Linked DNA regions of Homo sapiens: region 2 is linked to region 1. A link is an interaction called in ENCODE POLR2A ChIA-PET data of the cell type or tissue named here. Cell type or tissue: GM12878. All regions are shown on one strand. Links, peaks and the distances in the headings refer to the core of each region. The heading gives the core; the rest is flanking DNA. Region 1 overlaps LINC01934 (long intergenic non-protein coding RNA 1934). Region 2 overlaps LINC01934 (long intergenic non-protein coding RNA 1934).

What was found. Peaks named below come from ENCODE experiments on the same cell type or tissue, not always from the same donor. Only the 100,000 strongest peaks of a DNase experiment are listed, where the experiment ranks them.
Region 2: POLR2A ChIA-PET joins it to region 1 with 5 read pairs; 1 of 35 experiments calls an interaction of 5 or more read pairs at or near these places.

What each region holds. Positions count from the first base shown.
Region 1 is chr2:181,235,353-181,246,898 of GRCh38, reverse strand. All of the region lies in intron 2 of LINC01934 (long intergenic non-protein coding RNA 1934), which reads right to left. Among named protein-coding and RNA genes, the nearest start is that of MIR4437, 65 kb to the left of the region's middle. In GM12878, for the core only: no CTCF peak of the experiment used is centred there; a DNase peak (open chromatin) is centred at 4,888.
Region 2 is chr2:181,346,308-181,357,853 of GRCh38, reverse strand. All of the region lies in intron 3 of LINC01934 (long intergenic non-protein coding RNA 1934), which reads right to left. Among named protein-coding and RNA genes, the nearest start is that of MIR4437, 46 kb to the right of the region's middle. In GM12878, for the core only: no CTCF peak of the experiment used is centred there; no DNase peak of the experiment used is centred there.

The DNA of each region.
Region 1 (11,546 bases), core at 3,873-6,372:
AGGCTGAGGCAGGAGAGTCACTTGAACCTGGGAGGCGGAGGTTGCAGTGAGCGGAGGTCACCACCACTGTATTCCAACCTGGGTGACAGAGTGAGACTCCATTTCAAAAAAAAAAAAAAAAAAAAAAGGCTACGCACACACAAATTCAAAACCTTCCATAATAAAAATCATTCAGCTTCACTAATATTAAAAGGATAGTCATGAAAGGAACATGCTTTTTTGTATACCAAACTATTAAACATTTTTAAAAATATTCTGTTGGTGAGGATACAGAGATGCTGACTGATATAAACAGGTAAATGTTTCTGGGGCAATTTAGCAACACATTTTAGAAGCTTTGAAATTCCTTTTGTGATATTTGTCCCGAGGAAAGAATTAAGGAGTCATATGACCATGTTGCTATGAGATCTTCTTTCCCCATCATTGATAACATTGAAAACATGAAAATACAAAGTGATTGGTAAAACATAGCTCTCTTATAAATAGGATAATAAAAATTTAAACACCTTGGAAGTACAGCTGTTGACAAGGGGAAGAGTTTCACAATGTATTGCTATGGAGAGCTGGCTACAAAACAATATGGATTCCAAAAAAAAAACATTTAAAATCATATCTCTATAGATTTAGGTAATGCGAAATGGGGTACCAATTGAATTAGACTTTTTTATGTAATAGAGAAGTGATATTTAAAATTCAGTAGCAGGCCAGGCATGGTGGCTCATGCCTGTCATCCCACCACTTTGGGAGGCCAAGGCAGACAGATCACTTGAGGTGAGGAGTGCGATACCAGCCTGGCCAACATGGTGAAATCCTGTCTCTACAAAAAAAAAAAAAAAAAAAAAAAAAAAAATTAGCTGGGCCTGGTGGCACATGCCTGTAATCCCAGCTACTCAGGAGGGCGAGGCAGGAGAATTGCTTGAACCCAGGAGGCGGAGGCCTGGGCAACAGAGCAAGACTCCATCTCAAAACACACAAAAAAATTAATTCAGTAGCAATTTTTACCTTTAGTGATGAGGATATTTCTCCTTTCATTGTTCTGGAAGGAACCATGTTTAGAACCACTAAAGTAATAAAGGCTGATGTTAATTGAGCACAAACTTTGTGCCAGGAACACTGTTAACTATGTATTCATATATTTAATCCTTAGAAGTATATATGACAAAGGTGTGATTATTATGTGCCCTGTTTTACTGATGAAGACATATTAACCACAGAGCCACTGAATAAATTTCACAAGATCATCAACCAGAAGATGACAGGTCAGAACTTTAAATGTTAGCCACACGAATCCAGAGGTTGTTTATTTAACCATTATGCTGTATGTAGATCTTCCCTAGTAGAAGGATCACTGCAAGGCCAATACTTGTTGATTTCTGAGAGGAAAGAATGATAATTATATATGTTTGGGCATGGCAAGGCCTGTCTTGTAGATGCTCTTGATGGAGGAAGCCAGATAGTAACCCTCCCCCAGCAACTTATCTACACCCACAAATTCATGTAGGAGTCAAGATGATTTCTAGAAGAAATAGGATGAAAATCAAAATTCAATTTCTTTTGAGATTCAAACATTCAAATAGGTCTGATGAACCAGAGAGATCCTGGCTGAGGCTGAATGGAGGAAAAACACAACTGGAACCTGGAAAAAACCTACACAACCACATCCAGCAAGTCTTGACTGGTGGACTTTCTCTTGGCACTAGTGTCAAGATCTAGGCCATCAGAAGTGTTGGTTTTGAGAATGGTGTAAAACTAATGCCTGATCCAGCCACCTGGGTATACCTGAATTTTTTTAAAAAGGTACCTTGAGAAAAATAAAAAATGACCCTATGTGCACTGAAAACTGACTACTAAGAGCTCAAACTCTGGGCTTATGTGTTTGAGAGGTGTGTCAATCACTGAACTTAACACTTGGGGAAGGCTGCTCCTCTCTGGTACTCCAAAGAATTGCTGTGTGGAGTGGAAACAGTGAGGCAAACAGGGCATGCTAAAGGTTGTCCACTCTCTGCATCAAGGTGAAATATACCAGAGGAGTCCCCTGGCTTGAGTTAGAAACCATGAAATTCTCACCTGCACCATAGAAAACACTAAGGGGCAGGGCCAGGGGCGGGGGTTGGGGGCGGGCGGGGCATGCAGAGTGGCTCATGCCTATAATCCCAATACTTTGGGAGGTCGAAGGAGGAGAAATGCTCAAGACCAGGAGTTTGAGACTAGCCTGGGCACCATAGGGAGACCCCATTTCTACAAAAAATTAAAAAAATTAGCTGGGTGTGGTGGTGTTCACCTGCAGTCCCAGCTACTCAGGAGGCTGAGGCAGGAAGATTTCTTGAGCCTAGGAGGTTGAGGCTGTAGTGAGCTGTTATCACACCATTACATCCCAGCCTGGATGACAGAGCGAGAGCCTATCTCCAAAAACAAACGAACAATAAAACCACTAAAAGGCAAGGAAAAATCAAGGCTTCATAATTATAGGCATGCAGGGGCTTGGGAGTATCATGATTTTAACATCAAAGAAAATATGGCCTCATTTTGACTTCACAGACTAGTCAGTATTGAAGACATCTGGTTTATGTGTGTATTTGTTTTTTCGAGCTAGGGAGTTAGGAGAGGCATCTATAAAAACCCATATGAAAGAATATATAGTATTTCATTATGCACAGTGGTTGTTAGGTGGCAGGATTCTTATCATTTTAAATGTTCTTTTGTCTTTATTTTCTAATATCAAGTATTGAGTTTTCAACAAAAAGCAACTTTATTTTAGGAAAAAATAACCTTAACTGAATTCCAGTTAATATTGATCATGCTGATATTTGTTTCCTATAATATTCAATAAAAGCAAGCACTCTGTAACTCATGCCTTATCCAAAAAAAAAAAAAAAAACCACACACATTTTCTTTTTTTTTTAGTTGGAAGAATTATTTTTTAATTCTGAGACTATGTAAATAGTTAGTAAACCTACACCAGGCTGAGGAATAACTCTGGAGATTGTCATAATTTGCCAAATCAGGAATCCTTTTTAAAAATTTTTATAGGAACATATATTCCTTTGTTCTTTGACAAGATTCACAATTGCAATGATCTTTTATTTTTCAGCTTAGAAAAATCACTTCATTCAATGAATATGGCAGAGAAAATTTATAGAATTTTCTATAAAAGAAAGATGTTTGGAGATGAGACATAAACTGCTGTTTGGGTCATTCAAGTTTTATTATTTGGAGCTTGTACTGTCCTCCCAAACTAGTGACAAAATGAAAAGATTTAATCAGATTTGTGAGATGGTGCTATTAAATGCTGGGCTGCAAAATGACCTATAGCTTTCTCAAGACATTAAGTTGTTGGCAAACAACCAAGTTCCTACATAGGCAAAGCAATGAATGTAAATAAAAGACCTTTTATTCATGATACAATTTAGTGATGAGGCCTTGATTCCTTCATTCTCAAAGAACAGTACAAAGGGGATTTTAACATTCATTTATCAACTGTAAATTCAAGAAACTTCTGTTATCTCTAAGCTTTCCTCTACAGTGCCTACTGGAAAACAAATACCTTCTTGCACCCAGTGACTACACTTTTTAAATTTCCCATTAACCATTTAACCATGAAGACTTGATGTGTGCTACAATATCATTGCATTGGGATCTGGTTAGTAAAATACCTCTAGATTAGTGATATAATCAGAATGACCATACTGGAAAGGTCTTTAGAGGGAATTATGGAATTAAGGGATTGTATAACCTACCAACTAACCCACATTTGTCATTTTATAGTTGAATAATTGGAGGCCTAGAGAGATCGAGGGTTCCAAAGCTAATGATATGCAATGCCAAGGCTAGAATGCAGACTTTTTTTTTTTTTCCTGAACTAGTTCATTTTTAAACTTTCAAGTTTTACAACTCACTAAGGAAGACTGCACCTTACCCTACTTTCAATTTATTTTGGGTTCAAAGGTATTAAAAACCACTCTTTGTCCCCAAAGATTTTACTATTAAACTATTTTTTACAAAAAAAATTCCTGGTATATATTTTTATTCATTGACTCATTCAATAATTCAGGGTTCTTTTCATGAGTCAGGCATTAATTGTATTTTTAAGCAGCATATTAGTCAGTTATTCTGAAAAACAGAATCAACAATATGTGTGTATATACATATGTATTTGTATATACATGTCTCTCTCTCTCTGTGTGTGTGTGTGTGTGTGTGTGTGTGTGTATAGAGAGAGAGAGAGAGGGACAGTAACAGAGAAAGAGATTTATTTTTAAAATTTGACTCACATAATTGTGGAGGCTTGGTGAGTGCAAAATCTAATGGGGTAAGAAAGCAGGCTGGAGACTGGGGAAGAAGCAGTCTGAGCCCACAGGCACTCTGCTGGCAGAATTTCTTCTTGCTCAGGAAGTTTAGTCTTCGTCTCTTACAGCCTTCAACTGACTAGATGAGACCCACCCACATTATGGAGCGTAATCTTTTCTACTCCACCAATTTAACTGTTAATCTCATCCAAAAACACCTTTACAGAAACATTCAGAATAATGTTTGACAAAAATCAGCATCATGGCCAGCCAAAGTGTCACATAAAATTATCCACCATAAGCAAGGTCACTGATTAGGTCAGAAGCTGTCTATCATTTTTTATTATCTGTAGAGATAGAGTCTCACTATGTTGCCTAGGCTGGTCTCAAACTCCTGAGCCCAAGTGATCCTCCCACCTCAGCCTCCCAAGTAGCTGGGAAATACAGGGTCTGGCTATGATACCCAGGCTGGTGTTGAACACTTGGGCTCAAAGGATCCTCCCACCTCAGCCTCACAAAGTGCTAGGACTACAGGTATGAGCCACTGCACCCAGCCAGGAAATATCTTTTTAACTAATGTCAGTTTTGGCTTTAAACCACAAGAACGAGTTCTTGGTTCCTTTTTCACTGATGATGGCTGACTGGAGGACTAGTTGGTAGGCTCATTCTCTTGGACTCACCAACACTTAAAAGGATTGGTCACTTGCATGTGTACGAAAGAGTTTTTAACAGCTGTAAATATTCTTTAATGTGTTGTCACAAAATCCAGGAAAATCCAGAGACTCATGCAAATTGCCATGTGAGGTGACAGCACTCAGGTTTCCCTTCTAAGCAACAGGGGAAAATTTTAATCCAACAGCCTTTGTATAAAGCACTTCCCAATGACAGATGAAAAGCCTTAGTGACTACTCCCAAAACTGAGTTAATCTTTGAATGGATATTAGACATCCATAATGCCTGCGTGCTTGGCTATTTAGTGTTCTCTAAAAGGGCTGAAAGTTTGAAACAAAGAACTCTGTAGTATTTCTAGACCTTGACAAGAAAGTAGAGGGAGGGAGGGAGGCCAAGGATAATGCTCTCTTTTGAGTAGCCTTGGTTTGTTTGACCTTATTCCAGACCATCTGAGGATGGAAAACAGCCACACTTCAGATGGTGGACAACTACCAGGGAACAGGGTGAAAAAGGCGTTTATATTTCTCCTCCTGCCTCCAACAATGTAGAGTCAGCTTCTAATCTCAAACACAAATCTCACATTATACCACAGAAGTTTAGGTAAGTTTCCTCAGAAAGAATATCTGTGTGTAAAATATGAATTGCCCATCTCTGTAAGCTACTTTTAGTCTACTGCAATGAAAATATGACTTTAATAAACAACAAATCATATTCATATTTAAAACATGAACTTTACTAAATATAAATCACATACTAAATGATATTGTATTTCAAGATGCAGCCAGACTTTCAGAGCTGCTAATTGAACTCAGATCAGTATCTGGTTTCATGCCCTGTTAAGAATAATCTTTCCCCCTGGGTTTGAGGAGCACAGCAGGTTATCCTGTTCAATATACTCCCTCCAGCAACACTATACACTGTCATTATTCCCACTAAATTCCTTTGGTTATTTTCAAATCTATCTGGACCAAGATAGCTTAAGTGTCGTATGATCACTCTGAGCATTAGCAGTATAATAAAACAATAATTAATCTTTCAAAATGACTTGTTAAAATAGCTTATCTTTCTTTATGATCTGCATTTATTCATGAATAAAGAGACACTTTAGGATAACTAGATGTTTTTTAATGCAAAAGATGTCAAGATGACATTTCAGTAACAAAGAGTCTGCAGAAAGCATTAAAACTCAGGAAAATGTCCTAAATTAGCTGAAAATTTGAATGTCTCAAATATCAGTGAGTGATTCTCGGAAAAATATGTATTTCAAGTATATATTTTTTGCACTCTTCAAAGTAAAAGGTAGTTGATAAATTAATTAATTTTGATGTCTTTCTCTCATCAGAGCAAGCTCATACATTCGAATACATTCAATGGGTATAATGTTTTTGTCACAATTCATTTCTATTGTCATAAACATGCACTTCAAAATTTCCCCTTATTTTTTCTTGGGATATTATGGTACAAGTCCTCAAATATATTCTAATATTTTTATCACTTTATTCCTGAAAATCTAATCAGGGTCATCTTGAATATTTCTTAGTTTAATCCTGAATGAAGAAGATAATGGGCTTCTAAGAGTAATTACACTTTGTTCATATACATCTATTAACAGAAAAAACTCTATTTGCACAGAATTCTTCCTTAAAATTTTTGCCAGTGTTTAATTACTAACAAAGATATTAATTATTATAATGTGGGCTCTGTGGTTAAGCTAGATTATAATAAACATCTCCTTAAGAAATAATGTGTATAAACACAAAGAAATATTATGCAGAGAAAAGTGTCATTCATTTAAAACTATTTTTAGATTCCAATCTCAAAAATAGTAATAGTGGTAATTTTAAAAGTTTCTTGTAATGAGATGTATATAAATTGTGCTAGGCCAAAACTTTGCTTGAGCCAATGTTAAGTAAACTCATGAACAAAAATTGTCGTAAAGTTGTCTTCCAGTTGTTTTCCTTGTAATATTTTGGATGGAAAAAATTTACTTATATCATATTAAATGAAAAAGAATCTGAGATAAAGCTAGAATTTCTGGTGTGCAAGATTTGACAATAATATCACCTGAGAGACTGTGTAACAAGCACTAAAGCAGTTTCCTCTGTGCCTCAGGTAGCAATGAAGAATCATCCCAGAAAATAAAATACTATGTGCCTAACCTAGACATTATCATGCTCTCATTAGTTTCCAATCTAGATTGCATAGTTAAGTAGTCCTTCAAAAAGTATTTAAGTACACTTCATGTGTTTAAGTCTTTCATCTGAAAAGACACACACCCATACACTCACACACACATGCACACACACACACACACACACACACACTCCACTCCCGTAACCTGAAAACGCTCTCAAATACTGCCCCTTATGGCCACATTTACCATTGTCAATATCTTATCAGAATTACATCTTATTTTCTCTTCATCTCAGTACAATCTGAATTCTGCCCCATACTGTAATCAGAATAATTTTTACCAAGTTTTTTGTTTACTAATCCAAGAAAAGATTTTAGTGCTCATTTGATTTCTCAATATTTGGAATTGCTGACCACTTCCTCTTGCTAAAACACTTGACTATTATGATGACATATTCTATTGCATTATTCCATCTATCCAGTTATTTATCACTTATTATTTCTATATCTCAGGTCTGTATTTTAAATCCTGAAGCACTTCAGAGTTTTCCCTTCTTGTACTGTTAAAATTTTTACCATATGTTGATCACTTCCAAATTAACATCCCTAGAATAGATATCTTCTTCTCTCCAAATTAATGTGTCTAATTGCTTATTATGAAATTCCAATTAAAGTCTCATAGGCACCTCACAGTAAACATTTTCTGAATATCATCCTTTAAAAAGTAAGCCTCCTCCGCCTTTTAAATTGCCTGTCTCAAAGCAGTATAAAGGCACAAGCTCAAACCATGGATGTCATCTTTTCATTTTGCCCTTCATTAGCCCCACACATTTAGTCTTTCCCTGGTCCTCTATTAAAATCCCACCCTCTTAACATTCCCTATGTTGTTTCTGTACTTTCTCTTTCTCTATGACATTTTCTACCATCTAATATATCAAATACTTTACTTATTTATCTTATACATTGTTTTCTCTTTCAAGAAGATAAGCTCAGTGAGCTCAGGGATATTTTTCTGCCTTGTTGACAGCTAAAACAGTATCTGCACATAGGAAATGCTCTACATATAGGAAATTCTTGTTAGCGCTGTCTCTAGGTTTGCTTTTATTGACAGTTTTAATCACTTGATTATCAGATACTGTTCCTTCTTCAAGTGTGTGATAACTTTTTGTTGAATAGTGAACATTATAGACAAACATTGTAGAAGCACTACATTATGTTGTCTTATTCTAAAGAAGGTTGAGTTTTATTACAGCAAGCAGTTAAATTACTAAAAATTTACCTTATCTTGTTAAGTCTTGGTTTTAGGCTTTGTTAGGGTGGCCCATTCTAGTTTTTACTCTTAAGACATAGCACTTACTTGCACAGTGTGGCCTTTCTGGGATCTAATTAATTGCCTATGTGTTTCATCGAGGTCTCTCCATTCCAGATGGGCTTGCACTCCAACATCTTTCCTGCACAGGGCAGTCTTCTTAGCCCTCAGCCTCTCAGAAGAGACTCTCTTCCAAACCTTCTGAAATCTCTTCTTGTGCTTGCATAGTCCAGGAGTCAGCCAAATACCTAAGACGAATTTTCACTTAGATTTCCGTTTATTTGGATTTTTTCTCTGCAGCTTCCTATTTTTGATGCTCTTGTCCCAAATCTCAGCCAACTTAGTAGCCACATGCTATATCCTACAGCTTGATCTCTATATCCTTCATTTGGCAAAACTGATGCTCTCTACTGGGGTCTATCTCCCTACACTATGGCCTGAGAAATGCTCTATGAGAGAAACTTTGTGTGAATCTGTAGCTTACCTTATATGTTTCCTTTTTGCAAGGATTGTAGCTCAGCACTGAGCTGCTATCCAGTGCCTACAAATAGTGTTTTAAATAGTTGGTCCAGACCTCATAGTTATTTACAGTGGGAGCATATGTCCAATACCAGCTACCACATAATGACCAGAAACAGAAATCCAACACTTTTTTTTTTTTTGAGATGGCATCTCCCTCTGTCACAAAGGCTGGAGTGCAGTGGTGTGAATCCTCCTGGATTCAAGCGATTCTCTTCCCTCAGCCTCCAGAGTAGCTGGGACTATAAGCGCCTGCTACCGCGCCCGGCTAATTTTTGTGATTTTAGTAGAGGTGGGGTTTCACCATATTGGCCAGGCTGGTCTCAAACTCCTGACCTTGTGATCCACCCTCCTCAGCCTCCCAAAGTGCTGGGATTACAGGTGTGAGCCACCACTCCCGGCCCCAACACATATTTTTGAATGAACCAATCATCAAATCCTATTGATTCTGTCTCCTTAATATTTCCCGAATCTGTCTTCTTTTCTCTTTCCCTGTTGCCTCTACTTTGATTTAGCCCATTATCCCTTCTAGCCTATCTAATTGTTACAGTGCTCTGACTGATCACCTTGTCTCCAGCTCTGCTCTACTCCATAACATTTGCCACACCCTTGCATTTTTTGTTTGTTCTTAAATGTTAATATTGTATGTTACCCTTCTTATGAAAACCCTCCAGTGTCTCCTCATTGTCCTCAGGATGAAACCCAAACTCCTTGTGTACCTCTAAATCCTCACCTTTTCATACTGCTATGTCCTTTCCTCTCCTGCTCAATACATATGGTGAGTTATTTTCAGTTCCTGGAAAAGCATGATTCTCTCACACCTCCAGGCTCTTGCATGAGCTGCTTATCCTGCCTGAAATAATCCTATATTCCAAATAACCCCAGTTGTCATCTGCTTAGATACCATGTCTTCTGCGGAGTCTGTGTTGATCTCCCCAGTTGGATTAGGTCTCCACTTGTGTTCATCTTGCACTCTGCTCGTTCCCCAGTCATCATCTGTGTCACACAGTTCTATAATTATCTATTTACTTTTCAGTACTCCCATTAGACCATAAGCTTCTTGGGGCAAGCCCCATGTGTTATTCATTGTTTTATTCCTATTTACTAGATGACTGAATAAATATTTCTTGAATTAATTTATGTTAATGTTAGCAACTTGCCTGACAAGAATATATTCCTTCTCAATTATATGTCTGCATTTCATGCAGTAAATAAATACATAGATAAACCTCCCTCCAAGAATAATAAAATGGTAGAAGCCAAGGGACACATAATAATATGACAGTAAAATGATATAAAAGAATGAAAAGCTTTGATTATCTGTGTCAGGTATCTGTATATATTACAACCTCAATATTTTGGTTTTGTGTTATACGTGCAAACTAAACACAATTTTAAGAAATTTTTTAGGTCATACTGTAACTGCTAAAAGGTCTACAATTATGCTGATGCCTAGTATCTTAAGATAATTGCAAGTTAGAAAGGAGAATATGGAACTAGCTCATTCGCTTCATTTTGTAGATTAAGAGCTGAGTTTGAAGGGAATCAAGCATCTTGACCAAGTTCTTACAGTTAGTTGAATGGTAGCACTATACCCCAGGCTCCCTGGGCTCCTTCAATTTTCTTCAAGCTTATTATGTTCTGTATGAAAGGAACATTGACCACCACCACCACCACCACTTACTAAAGTCCTAGTATGTGTCAAAGGAAACAACTCCCTGACCACCACACATTCATTTCTTACTTTAGGACCCAATTAGGCTATAAGAAAAGTAACCACAAACACATTAGAGGAACTGAAGATTGGGTGGGGTCAGAAAGAAGGGCCTTCCAAGAAGTGTCAAGAACTATGATAACATGACCACTGTGGTATCAATGTATAGTTCATTCATAATATAATAATAAATAATATGGATATTGAATCCTGAACTCCCTAACAAGTGGCCTAGACAGTTTTTTATTTTGTTTCTATTGGATTTTAATGAGTAATACATGTGGCAGTCAAAGATCTGTGTTTAAGTGTAACTTGGAAGAAGACTATTATTGACTTCTATCAAGTGGTGATATTGAAAGCCACAAGATGATAAAAGTATCTAACTCCTGTTTTCTGAACCTATTCAACAAGTGCTTTTCAGTGGCATTAAATACTTTCTGGAACTACGTGGGGTATATTAAAAATAAATAAGTGAACGAGTTTTTGTTTTGTTTTTAATAAATGGCGGAAACTAAATACTTGTATTGACACAATCTGGGAATCAGTTATACTTCAATAGCATTTCTTATTGTGATTCGGAGATCTAAACAGTAAAAGATTTATCTACTAGAAAATGTCCCACGTCATGGAGTTAATTTTTTTTTGAAGTTTTGACTGATAAGCTGAATTATTATACATACCACCTTCTGATTCTGCTGCACCCAGTGGAGCTGAAAATATTTACAAGGGTGTCCTTATTTTTTTCTCCAACATACCTATAAGCGGCATTAAATTATTCTACACTTTATAAGCAAGGACGGTTTGGTATTTGAGGTTCACACTCCTCTAGCATCACAAAACCATTTGGCACCAGCCTCAGGAAAGTAAAAGAATCTTAAATTAGGCTCATAAAATTGACCTGGTTCTAAAGAAA
Region 2 (11,546 bases), core at 5,674-8,173, 110 kb before region 1:
TACTTTGTAAACCAAAGCAACCCTTGAGGTTGCAATATCTAAAATGTCGATCTCCTATGATTTCTGTTTCATTTATTGAAAATCCATTGTTTTCTTATTTTTAATGATGGTATTCTAGGCATTTCATATACTATTCCAAATTTGTAAGTTAAATATATATTTTAAGCTACAAGCAGAAAAACTTTTATTTCTCCCAAAACAAGTGCTAAAAGCTGTTTTTGTATTATCACTGGGCATAAATAATCACTTTCTTCAGAAATAGTTTTGGAAAAAAAAATCCTTCCTAGAAAAGATTCTCCTACACTGAGTCTTTATACAATATTGAATGTGTTTAAGTTACTAGAAACTTTTGTCTCTACAGTAAAGGGAAATTTCTAAAATTGTTCATTTCTAAAATTGCTCAGTATTATATGGCAAAACAATTAAACTGCATTCTTTAACTTTTCCAGTTAGATATATAGGTAATGTAGATACATAGCCAGAAAGAATAACGCATTTTGTGGCTTTGACAGTAACACAGAATTTCATTTTATTTGCTAATTTTTTGATTTGTGAATACCTATTCTCCTTTCTGAACATTAACTGTGACTGAAAGATTCATAGGCTTATTGAATATTCATGCAAATAATTTGAGATCTTTCTTCCCTAGAGTTCAAGTTGAAATACATTGTTGATGTATGTCCACTGTGACATTCTGTGACATTGTTTTGCAGTTATTTTTAATTAGAAATAAAATATTAATCTATTTGAGTTTGTGTATAGAATGTATTTGGAGGGAGGAGAGAACTCAGAGAGGTATACAGTGATAGAATTTTAATTAATTTATTTTAAAGAGAAGTCACTTTAACTTGAAAGTCAGCCCCGTTTGTGATCTACAGAAGGGAATTCACAATGACTACAACTTACAGAGAAAACTGAAATCACTTATGGTTAGGTTCCTCTTATTAATCCAAAATGAATAAAGGGCTTGTTTTCCTCAAAGCTCAAGAAGTGAGAAGCTGAAATAGTGAACTGTTCTTTGGATCTCAGATTTCTGCTATTAGAGCTATTACTTTGTGCTAAGTTTCAGTGAAGAGCTTCTAAATCTTCTGAAGAAATAATTGTGGTGGCTGGGTTCATGTCATGCAATTTCAGGTTCCCTTCTGAGCAGAGGTCCAATTCTTGAAATTTAAAGAATTTGTCAAGACTTCTCTGCCAAAACTATTAGATGACTAATATTAAGGAAAAAGAATTACTTCTATCTTAATGCCATTTTAAATATGTGATTATTTGGAACCCCATCTTGTCAAAGTTTTGCCCTCTTAAATCATTGAACAGCCTCAAGAACATCACTAATTTAGGCTACGTGTACACTATATTCTCTATCCATGAATTTGACAGTAACAGTTGATTTATATATTCTGATTCTTAAAAGTTTGTTAGTTTTTTCAATTTGGTGCTCTCTACTAAAACAGTGTGGGTTCAGGGATGGGGGAAGAAAATGTCAAATCACTTCTCCCTAGAGAAACCAATAACCCAAACTGCTCCAAACTCTAAACTTGTATTTGATCCTTTTTTGATTGCTGGTGTTAGGATTTCCTACCTTGTGGTTGTAATGGTTCACTGTCAAGTTCTGACTTTCTTGGAGACCACTTGGATATTACCCTAGTAGCTTATACTTTATTAATCTTAAAAAGTGAAAGAACATTCAGTTCAGCTCAACTGAAGTTCAGTTCAACAATGGAACCCCTATTCTGGTCCAGCCACTGTACCAAGCACTGACACTACCCGATGAATAACACATAGTTGACGTCCTCAAGGACCTGACAATCTGTGGGGGAGACAAACCACTGAAATGGGCAATTGTCATCTGAAGCAGGAGGTTTAATAATGATGATGTGTGGAAAGAAAGCCTCCTAGCACAACTTGTAGAAAAATGAGTTGGAGATGCCCAGAAAGTGTTCCCAATTGTTCCAGCATCCTTGAAATTTACCCTGCAAAATATGTGGAAGTCATCTGACCCATCTGACTATCTGATGCCATACAAAAGGATCATAGCAGAAAGCTAATGTAAGACTGGTGATTGTCTTGTGCCAAAACCCAGCACCCTGCTCCATAGGTAAATATGGAAACAAATGTTACTCTAGTTCAGTAAAGACAAACTCAGCCAAACTTTACCACTGATCAAACTCGTTTACATGATTCTATGTGTTTTATACTTAGAGATCCCCAAATAATTCCGAGTAGCAGTTTTATGGAGATTTACTATAGACTTCATCACTGAAGTGGTTTTTACCCTGTTTGCTCATCATTTCCATTTCTACTCTGATTACATGTTGAAATTCATTCTCCTTTTATAAAATCAAGTCAAAGCAGACATATACACGATTAGTTTTTGACTGAATCTCCATGAGAAGAACACTATAATGGCCACATCATAAAACAATGAATAGCTAAAATATATCAGGATTGCTTCTTAGGAATAAGTGCCTAAGAGCTTTGTGTACTTAATTTCAATTGTAATAATACTAATTGATAATTACTATTCTGCCCATTTTACCAGGAAAATAATCTGGTCTCAGAAAACTAAGAACCTTAGCCAAAGTCATCAGCAAGTAAGTTATACAAGCAGTATTGTGTCCTTGAATCTATACTTGTAACCACTGTGCTGCTGATTAGACAAAATAGCCATACCAAGCTGCTAAAGAAACTATTATGTTGTGTTTCCTTCCCAGAGCTCTTCTTAGCTTTAGTATTTTTAAAGATTTAAGTAGTAGAATGACATATCTAAATATAAAAGAAATTAAAATCCCTGTATTAACATAATGTGACTAGACATATTGTATGTCATATGCCTCTGATATTCATAACTTCGCAAAAGGTGCTAGGTATCTATTGTCATTCAGTTCCAGTCTTGGCATATTTTTCCAGTGAAGGGGCAGAGATCTCTCCACTCCAGTGTTCTATACTAAACTTTCATTTTTTTTTTTTTTGTGAGCCCAGACCAGAATCCCACAGACAGCATGAATGATGATTCATTCATGTACTCAGCAGATACCTATTAAGCAACTATTTGGCATGGAGACTGTACCAGTGAACAGATCATTCTTACCCTCCTGAGTTTGTAGTCCAGTAGAGAAGACAGATACAAACATGTACGTGGACATCAGTGTTTTAATGGCAAAGTACATACAACCATGGCTAGGTTGGCTTTCCTGGAATGGTGACGTAAAAGCTGAGCTCTCCAGTCTCAGTAGGAGTTAGCTAGATGAAGGTGGGAAAGATGTAGGAAAAGGGTAGAAACTATATTGAGAAAACTGAACATTTGAAGCTTCAAGGATGGAAAACCGTGATGTTACTATGGTCTGAAGTAGTCTGGTATGGTTGGCACTAGGACATCCAACCAAGAGAAGAAACCGGAGAGGTAATCATAATCCTAATAGCTGATATTCTTCTGGAATCTACCTATTTTAAAAAGTACTATCTCATAAAATATTCATAACCACCCTAAGAGGGAGATATTATTATTACCTCAATTTTTCAGATGAAATAACTTGATCATGGTCTTATCCAGTGAGTAAGCGGCAGAGCTTTGAATCAAAGAGCTCCAGTTCCAAAGCTCACATCCTCCACCAGCAACCACCGCTGCCTTCAGATCATGATGGGCCTTGTAAGACATAATAAGAACTCTAGTGTTTATCCTATAGGTCAGAATTCTCAAAGTATGTTCCCCACCCAAGACCTACTGAATTAGAAACTCTGGGGCAAGGCCGAATAATTCATGAGTTCGAAAACCCTTCAAGTAATTCTGATGTTCAATAAAGTTTGAGAAACTGTGCTAAGGGCAATGAGAAATCCTGTAACATTTTAAAGCAGAGAAATATGACTTAACCAGATGAGATTTTCTGAAAGCTGATCATTCTTTCCACAGGTGATCCCTTCAGAATGAAGACTCAAGCATCCTCATTGCTGCTCTGCACCCACAGTTACACACTGACTCCCCTTGAGTTACGGAGAATGAAGTTAAGAGTAAAGGCCATCCAAAGTGGTAGGACTAATGAGCTACGCAGCCTTCTATTAGGGAGCCCTAACCTGACTGCTAAATTGAAAGAGATAAAAATATCCTTTGTAATCTGATTGCAAGAAAGTGTCCCTAATTGGATGGTTGTGACTTAGATAAATTTTAATTTATTAGGCTTGCTTAGTTTTATGGGCAAAAAGTGTGCATATATAACAGTTGTTGAAATTTATCTTTCTCTTTGAATGAGGTATATTTTTCACTAGGAATAGTTGCAGTAATAATAATGACTAATATATGTACATATACTTCTTAATTTCAAAATATATTCCATGTATCAGAGTTACATAAAATTTTCACTTTTCTAGAAAGGGGCCAAATCATAATATGAATAAAAATATAGTAACTCTACCTTATTCACTGTCAACTAAAGAAAGAGTGCCACAGAATAGTAATCTTTAATTTGTAATCATTTTGTTTCTTTTCAACTAAATTACCCCCATTTCATTAACTTGTAGTAAAGTCTTCTTGCCCTACCAGTTTTTTTAAAATATTTTAATGACCTTTAATAATACTTTTAAGTATCATATTTATACTACTATAATTATATACTGAAATTTCAATTACCCTAGAAACCAGAAATTGTGAAAAACTTTTCTAAAAAGTAATGGTTTAAAAGTTGATTAAAATCACCAATATGAAAATGATTAATAGTGTACATTTTATTGAGGATATATTTGAAAATCTAACAGAGCCAATGACTAGTTTTTCATTTAACTTGACCTTGAAATACTCTTAAGGATACAAAATAAAAAGGACTTTGTCTGATGCCTGCCTCTGCCCCAAGGTGTAAGCAAAGAGAGACTTCCAATTTTGTCATATGGCCAGGGTTCAACATTTCAACATGCTGCACTTTATTTTTAATTCAAGGGAGAAAATATAGGCTTTAAAAAATGTATACAATTTTATATTAATGTCTTCTTGTGTTTTGTATTTAATGAGTCAATATCTCTTTAAGCTAACCTAACAATTTGAAAAAAAAGGAATTTTCATTCTCATTAGCTCATAGATATATACGATAAGCCAAAGAGAAGTGACCACTCAAGGCCACACATTTGCTTTCTTCTACCTGGAATACTCCCCACTCTCTCTCTCCTTCCTCCCACCCTCCCTTCCTACTAGCTCTTCATGACTCAGTCTTAACACCATTTTTTCAGGTGACCCTTTCCAGACTACTGAAATCTATCATCCCTTTCCCACCAAACCAGGATAGATTCCTTTAAGCTCCCATAGTTATCTGTCCCTCTTTATCTGTCCAACTTTTGTAATAGTTGGAATTAAAATAGTAAAAAATAGTAATTGAATGTCTGCATCTCTTCTAAGAGTGTAAATTCTAGTAGAACAGGAAGAGACACTTCTGACTTGTTCCTCATTATATCTTCAGCAAGTAGTATTGTGCTTTGCATAGAAGGGCTTCAGTAGATACTAGTGGAGGGAGGGTGAGAAGCGGGGAGGAAAGAGGGTAGGAGGGAAGGAAAGAAGAAAAGAAGGAAGGATGTTGCAAGATAAGAGCTCCAACAGAAAAAAAAAAGCACATATTTGTGTTCTAAGCTAAACTTTCATGTGACTAAATACCACTGTATTTGGCTACATGAACTCAAAATATGCTGGCTTAACCAACACCTCCATGATTAGGTGAATTATTATATGTTTATTAATGATAAGTGAATGGAGACATAGTTATTCACTTAAACACAAAGTGAAGTGACTAAAATATATTTTGGAAATCATCACATGAAAAAGGATATTTCTGAAGGAGACACATGGCATATACCTCAGAATGGCCAGAGAAAAACCACTTAGTTGTGGGAGAAATGGTCTAATCCATCCACACCACTGAGATGGATCATTTCCAAGTGGAGGCCTCTCTGATCTGGCTGTGGCTCCTGAAGGAGACATGCCTAAGATAAAGTGAAATGGGGATTGTGGAGAAGACACCTGTGTCTACTTCATCTGCCTGTTTTTGCCTAGCTCTACCAAGAGTGGACATTGCTTTCTATTTTTTCTTAGCTCTAAAATCAACTCCTGGAAGTTTCTGCCAAAGAGTCAACTTTTCACTCAAAATTTTGAGAAGTTTTACTAATCATCTATCAACCTCATTCAACAAATACTTACTGACCACCTACTGTGTGCCAGATAGTGTTCTAGATATTTAGGATATCTCGGGAACAAAATAGAATCAATAGACGTGGAGCACTGTTCTGAGACTGACAATAACTACTAAATATATAAATAGTACTAAATGACAGTAAGTACCAAAATGTATAAAATGTGATCTCTGCTCTCAAAAAGTTTACAATCTTGAATGGGAGGCAGGTAATAGTTGATAAACATAAAAATGGTGACCTACCACAAGGTAGCACATGAAGACTCAAACCTTTTAGATGTTGAATAGATGAGTTTTTGTCAGGGAAGAGACAACTTTGAATGTGGGGGTCAGGGGAAGCTCCACTAAGGAGCTAAGTCTTGAATGGGGACTCAGAGCCAAGTTTAGAAAAGCAGGGAAGGAAACTTGGGGAGAAAAGAGAAGTGTGGAGGCTCTCTGGAATCTCATGTATAAGAACTTTTCTTGAAAATTGTGTACTGTCTACATTTACCAGTTGAGCACCTGCTGTGTACTGAATAGTATAATAAACTGTGTGGTGTATGCCGTCAAAGAGAAATTGCACTCTCCAAAGTTTATGAACAAATAAGGAACTTAAAAAAATGTACATTAGTCACTAAACTACAAAGTAGAAAGTTCAAAGAGTCATAAATAAGAGAGGTGCTGAAAAAGTTCTATGGCAGTTTGGTGGAGGGAGACATTACTAATAGCTAGTGATCAGAGAAGACCTCATGGAAAATAGTTAGCATTCAACTGGGCCTTAAAATTTATGAACATGTGAAACGGAGAAAATGACTTAAACACAGAGTCAAGAAAGGAGCCTGATGGACTAGCAAAGAAATCAGAAATGGGAAAGTCATTTAAAAGGTTATTGCAGGGTTGGTATAGATGAAAAAGACCAAAATATTTTTTGACTGATTGACTTTAACTAGCAACACATACTTTCTTATTCTTCTACTATCTCTTATAAATTATTTCATTATAATATTTGAATCACCAAGTCATAATATGCAATTTTCTTTATTATTTAACATTTAGCATTTCCATCCCATTAGGAATTTTCTTGCTTGATTTTTATTTATTTATTTATTTATTTATTTATTTAATTAATTTATTTATTTGGACAGGGTCCTGCTCTGTTGCCCAGACTTGAGTGCAGTGGCTCCATCTCGGCTCACGGCTCACTGCAACCTCCGCCTTCCAGCCTCAAGCGATTCGCCCACCTCAGCCTCCTGAGTAGCTGGGACGACAGGCACATGCCACCATCACTGGTTAATTTTTGTTGTTTGTGTTGAGGTGGAGTTTCGCCATGTTGCCCAGGCTGGTCTTGAGCTCCACAGCCTCCCAAAGTACTGGGATTACAGGCATGAGCCACCATGCCTGGCCTGAATTTTTTAATCTTTAGGTATTTTTGAGTCCACATTCCATCATCAGATTTGATTACTGTCATCATGACTATTTAATATTATTTTTATTATTACAACCTGATTTTTGACATACATTTCCTTAAATAGTGGTTAATGCTCATTTTAATCTATTTTCACCTTGTCTGTTGAAGCCCCTGTATCTGCTTCATCACTGGGCCCACCTAGACTTAGTATGTTACATATATAGTTCTAATGATTTATTTTAAGCTGTACTGTATGTGGCGAGTTATTTATGTTAAATAATCAGAATAAAACAGTAAAATATAAAACACTGCTAGAATTGTATTCCAGCTATCTTATGTTCTATTTCTGATAGTTACACTAAAGAGAATTGTGTAAATTATCCTCCTGGTTCTCCTCCCTGAGGTCAACTTCAAAAGGTTAAGGATATACTCATAGTAGTATAGTTGTCCACAATAAATTCTGTCTACAAAAGGGGCTGAGTGTGTGCTACCTAAATGTTGGTGTGTGGTGTGAGAGTGACCTTGACCATGTGTGTAAGCAATTATTATTATTATTATTATTTTTGTCAGCGCACTAAAACTTTTGCTGGTCTCACAGTAATCATATTCTCATCTGTTTATGTCCACAATGGCAGGATATTTGACACCCAGAGCCAAAGTGGGAGGGACTGAGCACAGATTGAGCAGAGGTTTTGGTGGCAGAGGAGCTTGCTGCCTGAGTCCCCTCTGCCTCCTTTTAGCCCCAACTACTCACAGCAGTCCTAGAAAAGCTAAGGCAAAGAGTAGAGGAAGATATAGGATTCCCCACTCTCTTCTGTCTATCCATTCTTTAATTTAAAAAAAAATATTCATTGATTATCTACTTTGGGCTGAGGCCATAGCATGAGTTAAAAAACTTCTGCCATGAACCTTGACTGCATATCGTTTATAATTGAGTGGTGGTGACAAATATAAAATGAATCATTATAGGAGTCATTATACCATTATAATTGTGTCAAGTGCTACAAGGTGAAAGTGCAGAGTGCTATAGGAAAGCAAGGATAGAGTGCTATGCTTAAGCAGCAACCTGTTCCCCAGAACAGAAGAAAATAGAGGCAGTTTTGTTTAAGCATAATGATTGTCAGAATAAGTGATAAAATTTTATTTTCTTAGAATAAGTGTGATATAGGTAAAATTATAACAATGGCAAAAAATTTAGAAAACTGGTGGCTATTTAATAAACTATGCACAAAATCTTGTTATTCTAAAGGATGACAAGGAATCCATGGAATTTCCCCCTATAATCTTTTAATAGTACATATTCCACACAAAAGAAGGAATTTTCATCTGAAATCTTATGCACCTGTGTGGCTAGTCAATTATTCACAAAACATCATGGATCTGATATATATTTTCCCTACTTAATTTTGTTAGTCAATTTGTAATGCTAAATAAAATATGCACGAGAACCTTAAATTTAGCATGGCAGATATTTTCTGAACATTCACTTATTCACTTACTGTGGGCTATTTAGAAAAATCAGATGTGCACACTGATCATCTTAGCACATGTCCATCTGTCATCTAGAATTGCCAATAAATATATTGTTTAAATAGTTGTGGTTAAGAATAGAGACCCTGAGAATGAGAGAAGCTAGGAGTAGGTTATATAAATAGTCACAGAGCTACACCAAGATAACTTCCAGGTCAGCCACAAAATTATAATGACAGGAGTAGCCCTTGATTATTTGTTCATTTGCTCCATTTCTATGGATTCTTGAGGTACATCTTGTTGTATATTATTTCTAAATAAATGAGAAAAGGGGAAGTTAGTAAATGCACATCACTGGAACCAACTTAATCTCAGAAAAAAAAAAACTCTGAGTATAAAAAAAAGTCTTTTTTTTTTTTTTTTTTTTGTAGAGCAGTTTTAGGTTGAAAGCAAAACTGAGAGGAAGGTACAGAAATTTGTCACATACTCCCTGTCCCCACCCATGCATAGCCTCCCCCATTATCAACATCCCCCACCAGAGTGGTATGTTTGTTACAATTGATGAAAATACACTGACACATCATTATCACCTAAAGTCCATATTTTAAATGTGCACAGTCACACAGGATGCATGTTTAGACAAATGTATAAGAATGACATGTATCCATCATTATACTTCATACAGAGTATTGCCATGGTCTGATAAATCCTCTATGCTCATCCTATTCCTTCCCCAACCCCCAAGTTTTGGTAACCACTGATCTTTTTTATCATCTCCATAGATTTGCTTTTTCCAGAACGTCAGACTGCTGGAGTCATACACGTATTCCTCACTGGCAGATATGTAGCCTTTTCAGATTTCCTTCTTTCAGTTAATGAAAATCGTGTAAGGCTCTTCCATGTCTTTTCGTGGTTTGATAGCTCATTTCTTTTTAGTGCTGAGTATTCTTTCATTATCTTTTTCTGTTTTTTTTTAAATTTTATTTTCCAGTATTCTTTCTACTTTAGTTTTTTTTTTTTTTTTTTAATACTTTAAGTTTTAGGGTCCATGTGCACAATGTGCAGGTTAGTTACATATGTATACATGTGCCATGCTGGTGTGCTGCACCCATTAACTCGTCATCTAGCATTAGGTATATCTCCCAATGCTATCCCTCCCCCCTCCCCCCACCCCACAACAGGCCCCAGAGTGTGATGTTCCCCTTCCTGTGTCCATGTGTTCTCATAGTTCAATTCCCACCTATGAGTGAGAATATGCGGTGTTTGGTTTTTTGTTCTTGCGATAGTTTACTGAGAATGATGATTTCCAATTTCATCCATGTCCCTACAAAGGACATGAACTCATCATTTTTTATGGCTGCATAGTATTCCATGGTATATATGTGCCACATTTTCTTAATCCAGTCTATCATTGATGGACATTTGGGTTGGTTCCAAGTCTTTGCTATTGTGAATAGTGCCGCAATAAACATACGTGTGCATGTGTCTTTATAGCAGCATGATTTATAGTCCTTTGGGTATATATCCAGTAATGGGATGGCTGGGTCAAATGGTATTTCTAGTTCTAGATCCCTGAGGAATCTCCACACTGACTTCCACAATGGTTGAACTAGTTTACAGTCCCACCAACAGTGTAAAAGTGTTCCTATTTCTCCACATCCTCTCCAGCACCTGTTGTTTCCTGACTTTTTAATGATTGCCATTCTAACTGGTGTGAGATGGTATCTCACTGTGGTGTTGATTTGCATTTCTCTGATGGCCAGTGATGGTGAGCATTTTTTCTTGTGTTTTTTGGCTGCATAAATGTCTTCTTTTGAGAAGTGTCTGTTCATGTCCTTCACCCACTTTTTGATGGGGTTGTTTGTTTTTTTCTTGTAAATTTGTTTGAGTTCATTGTAGATTCTGGATATTAGCCCTTTGTCAGATGAGTAGGTTGCGAAAATTTTCTCCCATTTTGTACATTGCCTGTTCACTCTGATGGTAGTTTCTTTTGCTGTGCAGAAGCTCTTTAGTTTAATTAGATCCCATTTGTCAATTTTGGCTTTTGTTGCCATTGCTTTTGGTGTTTTGGACATGAAGTCCTTGCCCATGCCTATGTCCTGAATGGTAAAGCCTAGGTTTTCTTCTATGGTTTTTATGGTTTTAGGTCTAACGTTTAAGTCTTTAATCCATCTGGAATTGATTTTTGTGTAAGGTGTAAGGAAGGGATCCAGTTTCAGCTTTCTACATATGGCTAGCCAGTTTTCCCAGCACCATTTATTAAATAGGGAATCCTTTCCCCATTGCTTGTTTTTCTCAGGTTTGTCAAAGATCAGATAGTTGTAGATATGAGGTGTTATTCCTGAGGGCTCTGTTCTGTTCCATTGATCTATATCTCTGTTTTGGTACCAGTACCATGCTGTTTTGGTTACTGTAGCCTTGTAGTATAGTTTGAAGTCAGGTAGTGTGATGCCTCCAGCTTTGTTCTTTTGACTTAGGATTGACTTGGTGATGCGGGCTCTTTTTTGATTCCATATGAACTTTGA